Linked DNA regions of Homo sapiens: region 1 is linked to region 2. A link is an interaction called in ENCODE POLR2A ChIA-PET data of the cell type or tissue named here. Cell type or tissue: Panc1. All regions are shown on one strand. Region 1 has its middle 42 kb from the start of PSMD11. Region 2 overlaps PSMD11 (proteasome 26S subunit, non-ATPase 11).

What was found. Peaks named below come from ENCODE experiments on the same cell type or tissue, not always from the same donor. Only the 100,000 strongest peaks of a DNase experiment are listed, where the experiment ranks them.
Region 1: POLR2A ChIA-PET joins it to region 2 with 7 read pairs; 14 of 35 experiments call an interaction of 5 or more read pairs at or near these places.

The regions. Positions count from the first base shown.
Region 1 is chr17:32,400,361-32,404,360 of GRCh38, forward strand. No RefSeq gene overlaps it. Among named protein-coding and RNA genes, the nearest start is that of PSMD11, 42 kb to the right of the region's middle. In Panc1, no CTCF peak of the experiment used is centred here; a DNase peak (open chromatin) is centred at 1,781.
Region 2 is chr17:32,455,282-32,459,281 of GRCh38, forward strand. The region is part of intron 3 of PSMD11 (proteasome 26S subunit, non-ATPase 11); the gene reads left to right. Among named protein-coding and RNA genes, the nearest start is that of PSMD11, 13 kb to the left of the region's middle. In Panc1, no CTCF peak of the experiment used is centred here; no DNase peak of the experiment used is centred here.

The DNA of each region.
Region 1 (4,000 bases), 55 kb before region 2:
CCACTAACAATTATCACCTGGCTAATTATTGAATTTTTGTATAATTTTTTGTAGAGACAAGGTCTCACTTTGTTAACCAGGCTGGTCTTGAATTCCTGGACTAAAGTGATCCTCTTGCCTTGGCTTCTCAAAGTGTTGGGATTATAGGCATGAACCACTGCACCCAGTCCAAGAATTTAATTCTTTGAAAATATTTACACTTTTTTGCTCAAAATTCTCCTATGGCAAAAATACAGAGTTCTGCCCTGAGGGCCTTTGCACCTCTGGTTCCTTCAGCCTAGCATGGACTTTCTTTTTTTTTCAGAGACAGACTCTCATTCTGTCACCCAGGCTGGAGTGCAGTGGTGTAGTCACAGCTCATTGCAGCCTTGAACTCCTAGACTCAAGTGATCCTCCTTCCTCACCCTCCCAAATTGCTGGGATTACACACATGAACCACCATTCCTGACCTTGTACTTTGTTTTTTTTTTTTTTGGAGTCTCGCTCTGTCACCCAGGCTGGAGTGCAGTGGTGCGATCTCAGCTCACTTGCAACCTCCACCTCCTGGGTTCAAACAGTTCTCCTGCCTTAGCCTCCCAAATAGCTGGGACTACAGGCGTGCACCACCACGTCTGGTTAATTTTTGTATTTTTAGTGGAGACAAGGTTTCACTGTATTGGCCAGGCTGGTCTCCAACTCGTGACCTCAGGTGATCCACCCACCTCAGCCTCCCAAAGTGCTGGGATTACAGGAGTGAGCCACTGAGCCTGGCCTATCTATCTATCTATCTATCTATCTATCTATCTATCTATCTATCTATTTATTTTTGAGATGGAGTCTCACTCTGTCACCCAGGCTGGAGTGCAGTGGTGTGATCTCAGCTCACTGTGATTTCCACCTCCTGGATTCAAGCAATTCTCCTCCCTCAGCCTCCCAAGTAGCTGGGACTACAGGTGTGCACTACCATGCCTGGTTAATTTTTGTATTTTTAGTAGAGACAGGGTTTCACTATGTTGGCCAGACTGGTCTCGAACTCCTGACCTCAGGTGATTCACCCACCTCAGCCTCCCAAAGTGCTGGGATTACAGGCGTGAGCCACCACGCCCAACCCTTATACATCTTTTATTGCAAACTTAGTTATAAACAAAGTAGAAGTATTTATTTTTATTTTATTTTGAGATAGAGTTTCACTCTTGTTGCTCAGGCTGGAGTGCAATAGCGTGATCTTGGCTCACGGCAACCTCTGCCTCCTGGGTTCAAGTGATTCTTCTGCCTCAGCCTCCTGAGCAGCTGGTATTACAGGTGCCCACCACAACACCCAGCTAATTTTTTGTATTTTTAGTAGAGATGGGGTTTCACCATGTTGACTAGGCTGGTCTTGAACTCCTGACCTCAGGTAATCCACTGGCCTCAGCCTCCCAAAGTGCTGGAATTATAGGCGTGAGCCACCACACCAGGCCTATTTATTTATTTATTTATTTTGAGATGGTGTCTCAATCTTTTGCCCAGGCTGGAGTGCAGTGGCATGATCTTGTCTCACTACAACCTCTGCCTCCCAGGTTCAAGCGATTCTCCTGCCTCAGCCTCCTGAGTAGCTGGGACTACAGGCATGCACCCCCGTGCCTGGCTAATTTTTGTGTTTTTAGTAGAGACTACGTTGGCCAGGCTGGCCTCGAACTCCTGACCTCATGATCCACCCACCTTGGCCTCCCTAAGTGTTGGGATTACAGGTGTGAGTCACCGCGCCCAGTCAATATTTATTTATTTATTTACTTACTTACTTAACATAGAGACAGGATCTTGCTCTGTCATCCAGGCTAGAGTGCAGTGATGCCATCCCATCATAGCTCACTGCAGCCTCAAACTCCTGAACTCAAGTAATCCTCCTGCCTCAGCCTCCCCAGTAGCTGGGACTACAGGCGTGTGCCACCATGCCTAAGTTTTAAATTTTTTTGTAGAGACGGGGGTCTCACCTTGTTGCCCAGGCTGGTCTCACACTCCTGGGTTCAAACAATCCTTCCATCTCAGCCTTCCAAAGTGCCTGGATTACAGATGTGAGCCACCGCGCCCGGCCTACTCAAAGTCCTATCTGGGAAAATGCTATCTGGTGGTAATGTGTAATTTTCAATTTTTAAAAAAAATTGGTTCTGTAATAGTCTTTTAGGCCCTTCCCCTTTGTATAAAGATGTATTTATAAGTAAATGAATTATGAAATTGGTTCATTTCCATCTTTTTAAAAGGTAGTCAAAAATAATTGTCAGATGCAATGAGATATTGGATGAGCTGCATAGGTAAGATATAAGCAGTGTACAAAGTGGGATAAAAATGCCACTTTACATACTTTTTTTTTTTTTTTGAGACAGAGTTTTATTCTTATTGCCCAGGATGAAGTGCAGTGGCGCGATCTCAGCTCACTGCAACTTCCACCTTCCAGTTTCAAGCAATTCTTCTGCCCTAGCCTCTTGAGTAGCTGGGATTACAGGCATGTGCCACCATGCCTGGCTAATTTTTTTTGTATTTTTATTGGAGACGGGGTTTCACCATGTTGGCCAGGCTGTCTGGAGCTCCTGACTTCAGGTGATCTGCCGACTTCGACCTCCCAAAATACTGGGATTATAGGCGTGAGCCACCACACCCAGTCCACTTTTCATACTTTCTAAAACAATATTTAGGGATTTTTGTGTTAGCCACTCTCCTATCTCATTTCTCCAATTGAAGTAATGCATAAATCTTCCATTCTCTTTTTTCTCTCATTCATGGATAGAATGAATGTCTATAATGAAAAGAGCTTCTTATCAATAGCCCTCTCAGATTTGTTCTGAATTTTGCCAAATATTTGTATAACTCTGCAAAAGACTTTCTTTCCCTGCCTTCTCCTTTAGAGGGAAAAACAAACTGTAGGTGTGACAGCTTACCTCCTAGCATTGTTGTGAGGTTTGGCTGGCACAAGATAAAGTGCTGTGTAATTACTCTGAAATGTTTGTAATTAATAAAGAAATGAATTGTAGGCACTTTGTCAGTAGAAACCACTGTGATTTGGAAACGCAATGTTTCAATAATAAAGACTATAAAATTTAAAAAAGAAAAAAATTAATTCTCTCCAAATTATAAATTAAATGGTATACCTAATGACTTTCCTTAGAACTTGAAAAGCTTAACCCAAAATTTATATGAAAAGGCAAGAGCCTGGAATGGTTAAGACAACGTTAAAGAAGAAGAAGAATGTGAGACTTACCCTTATAGAGACCGCAATTAACCATAAAGCCATAGATGTTCTCAAGCCTAGTATAGCGCCTGACACACAGTAGTTAATGAATGTTTGCTCAGTAGACTGATGGGTGGAACAATGAGTTGCTTGGGGGTCAGGATTAACTCTGGAAGTGGTAGTTGTGGGAAGGGTTGAACCTGAAGATTAGGGCGACTCAGAACTGCAAAGACCAGGGAAGTTGGGTTCTGAGAAGGGGCAGGACAGAGAGCTGACTAATTTGTTTCATTTGTCTACACATACCCTTAAGCAAATTTTATCTTGTACAGTTTGAGTATGGGGTTTATGTTTTCTTAAAATTCAGCAAGCCTTTAACAGGAATGTACTCAGTATTAAGTGTGGTGTCAGATTGGCTGCAGTGTAGGAAAGCTTTTATTCCATGGGAAAGAAGTCCATGATTTTTGGAGCTATCTATTATGCAGTTATGTTGCTATAGATTTAGTTATTTGGATCTCATGATTGAAATAGTATTTTAAATTGGGGACATCTTTTGTTTGGGAGAGGTTGTTTAGAAATGACAGGTGAAGAATAAAATTATTAGAGTAAAATTTGGCCATATGTGACATGGGCATTAATGATCCAATGATTTATATATGCCAGTAATAGAATTTACAAAGGACAGCCAATGGTGAGATGCTGTTCTCTGGTGGCATTCTGGTAATAACCAGCTCTCGTATGGTGCTTGATAGTTTCCAAAGTACTTTTGCATACCTTATGTTATTTGTGCCTCCAAGGTATGTAAAGGAGGTTTATTTC
Region 2 (4,000 bases):
TATAGTTGTTGTTTTTCTTATGGATATATTGATCAGTACTCATTGAGTGCCTGCTACGTGTTAGGCACTGTTTTAGGTATTGGGGATACAGTTGTAAAAACACAGTCACTGTTGTCATGAGGATTATTTTTTAACGGGGAACGCAGGCAATAAACAAATGTAAAATGGCAGATAATATAAGGGCAGAATTGCTAGTTGGTTATATGTCTGATTGTTTGCTGTAGCCTCTGTGGGCGTGAAAGGTATGAAAGGCCATAGTAGCATATTGAATAAATGGGAATTTCAGAAACCTAGGACACATGGATCCTACTTTGGAATCATACCTTTTGTAAAATCTGGCTTTAATGATTCTTTGAATCCTGATTTAAACACTATATACTAACTTTATTTGTAGAAAATTCATTTGTAGAGTAGTCTTCAGATTTATGTCTCTGGCAAAACTGTTTGATGATAGTATATAAAAAGTTAGATGGCTATTTTGAATTAAAGTGTCAGTTATTTTAATGAAAAAATTAAAAGTTATTTAGGGTATTAGTCTTATCTAACTTTTTTTAAAAATTGTACTTTAAAAAACTCATGAGTCCGGGTGCGGTGGCTCACGCCTGTAATCCCAGCACTTTGGGAGGCCAAGGCAGGTGGATCACGAGGTCAGGAGATTGAGACCATCCTGGCTAACATGGTGAAACCCCGTTTCTACTAAAAATAAAAAAAAATTAGCCAGGTGTGGTGGTGGGCGCCTGTAGTCCCAGCTACTTGGGAGGCTGAGGCAGGAGAATGGCGTGAACCCGGGAGGCGGAGCTTGCAGTGAGCCGAGATCACGCCATTGCACTCCAGCCTGGGTGACAGAGCGAGACTCTGTCTCAAAAAAAAAAAAAAAAAAAAAATCATGAAAGTGATACCATTCTTTGTTTGAAATAGAGTACCTTAAAATAGACTGATCAGTAAATGTTAATTTGAAACTGACTGATAAATGTTACTTGGAAGTTTTTGGGCAGAAAAGTTAATTATGGAAGCTGCTCCTTTTTGCACACTGAAGTTTCTGAAATTATCCATCCCCATAACCTAGAGCTCACTCAGCGGATAGAACAGCATTTATTTTTTTTTATTGGTGACAGAGTTTCACTCTTGTTGCCCAGGCTGGAGTGCAATGGCGTGATCGTGGCTCACTGCAACCCCCGCCTCCCGGGTTCAAGGGATTCTCCTGCCTCAGCCTTCTGAGTAGCTGGGACTACAAACATGCATCACCATGCCTGGCTATTTTTTTTTGAGACGGAGTCTCGCTCTGTCGCCCAGGCTGGAGTGCAGTGGCACGATCTCGGCTCACTGCAAGCTCCGCCTCCTGGATTCATGCCATTCTCCTGCCTCAGCCTCCCCAGTAGCTGGGACTACAGGCGCCCGCCACCACGCCTGGCTAAGTTTTTGTAATTTTTTAGGAGAGATGGGGTTTCACAGTGTTAGTCAGGATGGTCTTGATCTCCTGACCTCGTGATCTGCCTGCCTCGGCCTCCCAAAATGCTGGGATTACCGGCGTGAGCCACCGTGCCTGGCCCTAATTTTGTATTTTTAGTAGAGACGGGGTTTCACCATGTTGGTCAGGCTGGTTTTGAACTCCTGACCTCAGATGATCCACCCGCCTTGGCCTCCCAAAGTGCTGGGATTACAGGCGTGAGCCACTGTGCCTGACTTGCATTTATTTAATGATCATTTCTCCTGTTCCTTTGTGGAAATCCATTCAAGTGCTCTGCTATAGTTCGCTAGTAGGATTTCCTGGCCTTTGTCATATGGCTCCCTGACTGGTTAGGCGCTCCCTTAACTGTGGTTATATGTTGTCATTGTTCATTGCACATTACATTTATATAAAGTAAAGACCTTTCTTCCTTTCCTTAGGGTGAAAGGAAACACTTTTAGGCATTGTATCATTTTATCATCAGTGTCATTTTACTTTTTAGTAAAGGCTGTTTTTGTTTTCGTTTTTTGAGACAGCCTTGCTCTGTTGCCCAGGCTGGAGTGCAGTGACACAATCTTGGCTCACTGCAGCCTCAACCTCCTGGAGTCAAGTGATCCTCTTGCTTCAGCCTCCTGAGTAGCTGGAACTACAGGCATGCACCACCACACTCGGCTAATTTTTGTATTTTTGTAGAGATGAGGTTTTGCCATGTTGCCCAGGCTGGTCTTAAACTCCTAGTCTCAAATGATCTGCCTGCCTTGCCCTTCCAAGTCCTGGGATTACAGGCGTGCAGCACTACGCCCGGCTAAGGCTGATTTTTTTGATGGTTAGCAGCTTTGCTTTTATCATGAACCAGAGTCTTATTCCACTAAGTAGGACCTCTTTTGGTAATTTTTGTGGATTATAGGTTATTTGCTTGTTTTGGAGCAAATTGTGAATCATCCAGACTGTCTCACCTGCACCTCAGACTCAATATGGGCAACCTCAACATCCAGCCATTTGTTAAATTTTGTCAATTCAGCTTTCTTCATTGTCTGCTTCTCCACCTCTTTTGTATTTGTTCTCTCTCTCTCTTTTTTTTTTTTTCCCCGAGATGGAGTCTTGCTCTGTCACCCAGGCTGGAGTGCAGTGTTGCGATCTTGGCTCACTGCAACCTCTGCCTCCTGGGTTCAAGCAATTCTCCTGCCTCAGCCTCCCAAGTAGCTGGGATTACAGGTGCCCGCCACTGCACCTGGCTAATTTTTGTATTTTTAGTAGAGACGGAGTTTCACCATGTTGGCCAGGCTGGTCTCGAACTCCTGACCTTGTGATCTGCCGGCCTCAGCCTCCCAGAGTACTGGGATTATAGGCGTGAGCTACTGCGCCCAGCTGTGGTCTCTCTTTACAACTACCATCTAGTTTGGTTCTTAATTTTTTTTTACTTGGACTACTGTAAAAGCCTCATTCCATCATTGTCAGAGATACCTTACCAAATAGCCCTCTGATAATTTTATTCCTCTCCCTCTTCTCCCACAACTCAAACCTTCAGTGGCTTTCCATTGCCTGCAGAATTAGATAATTAATGGTTTTCTATAATACAACCTACTGCAACCTACTGCAGTAGTCTAATCTCCCAGGACTCTACTAAGCATATCAAATATGTCAGCCATGTTGGATCCCTGGCTGTTTGCTGAACAAGCCTGTATAACCCTCATGCTGTACCTTTCTCTTCCATAGTCTTATCTCAAGTTCTACCTCCTCTGAACTCTTTCCTTCCTGACTTTAATGTGGTTTTAACTCTTTCAGTGACTCACATTGTATTTTGTACATGCTCTGAGTATTCTGCCTTGTATGACAGTGGCTTTACACTTGCCTTGTCTCCTTTACTGTAATACAATCTCACTCAGGTGAAGCACTATGTGCCTTGCAGTACCACAGAGCCTTCCTCATTCCCAGTACAGTTCAAATTCCTTAACCATGGCTACCTCTGACCACATCCACTATACTAGTCTCCTTTTACTTTCTTTACAGCTGTAATTACTGGCCTTATTGCCTTATGCTTCAAACTGTCTGGGGTTGGGACATTCATATACATATGGATTGCTGTCAGCTTGATCTTAACAGGATTTTTTTTCTTTACACTGTTTCAAGTCTTTGCTCACATCTTACCTCCTCAGAGACTTTCCTTGATCACCCTATCTTTGTTTCCTTTTTAACAATATTTATTTTTTACAAAAATTAGCCAGGTGTGGTGGTGCATGCCTGTAATCCCAGGTACTCAGGTGGCTGAGGCACAAGAATCACTTGAATCCAGGAGGTAGAGGTTCCAGTGAGCCAAGATCGTGCCACTGCACTCCAGCCCGGGCAAGAGTAAGAAGAGTGAGAGTGTCTCAAAAAAAAAAAAATACATATATATATATATATATATATATGTATTTTTTTTTTTGCTTATATACTCTTAAGTTGTATCCCTAGCCCTTAGAGTACTTTGGCTTGAAGAAGCTGCATACCTATTTGTCAAAGGAATGTATGGACTGTGCCTGTGCCTTCCCTATGGTAGATGTGCAGTGGTAT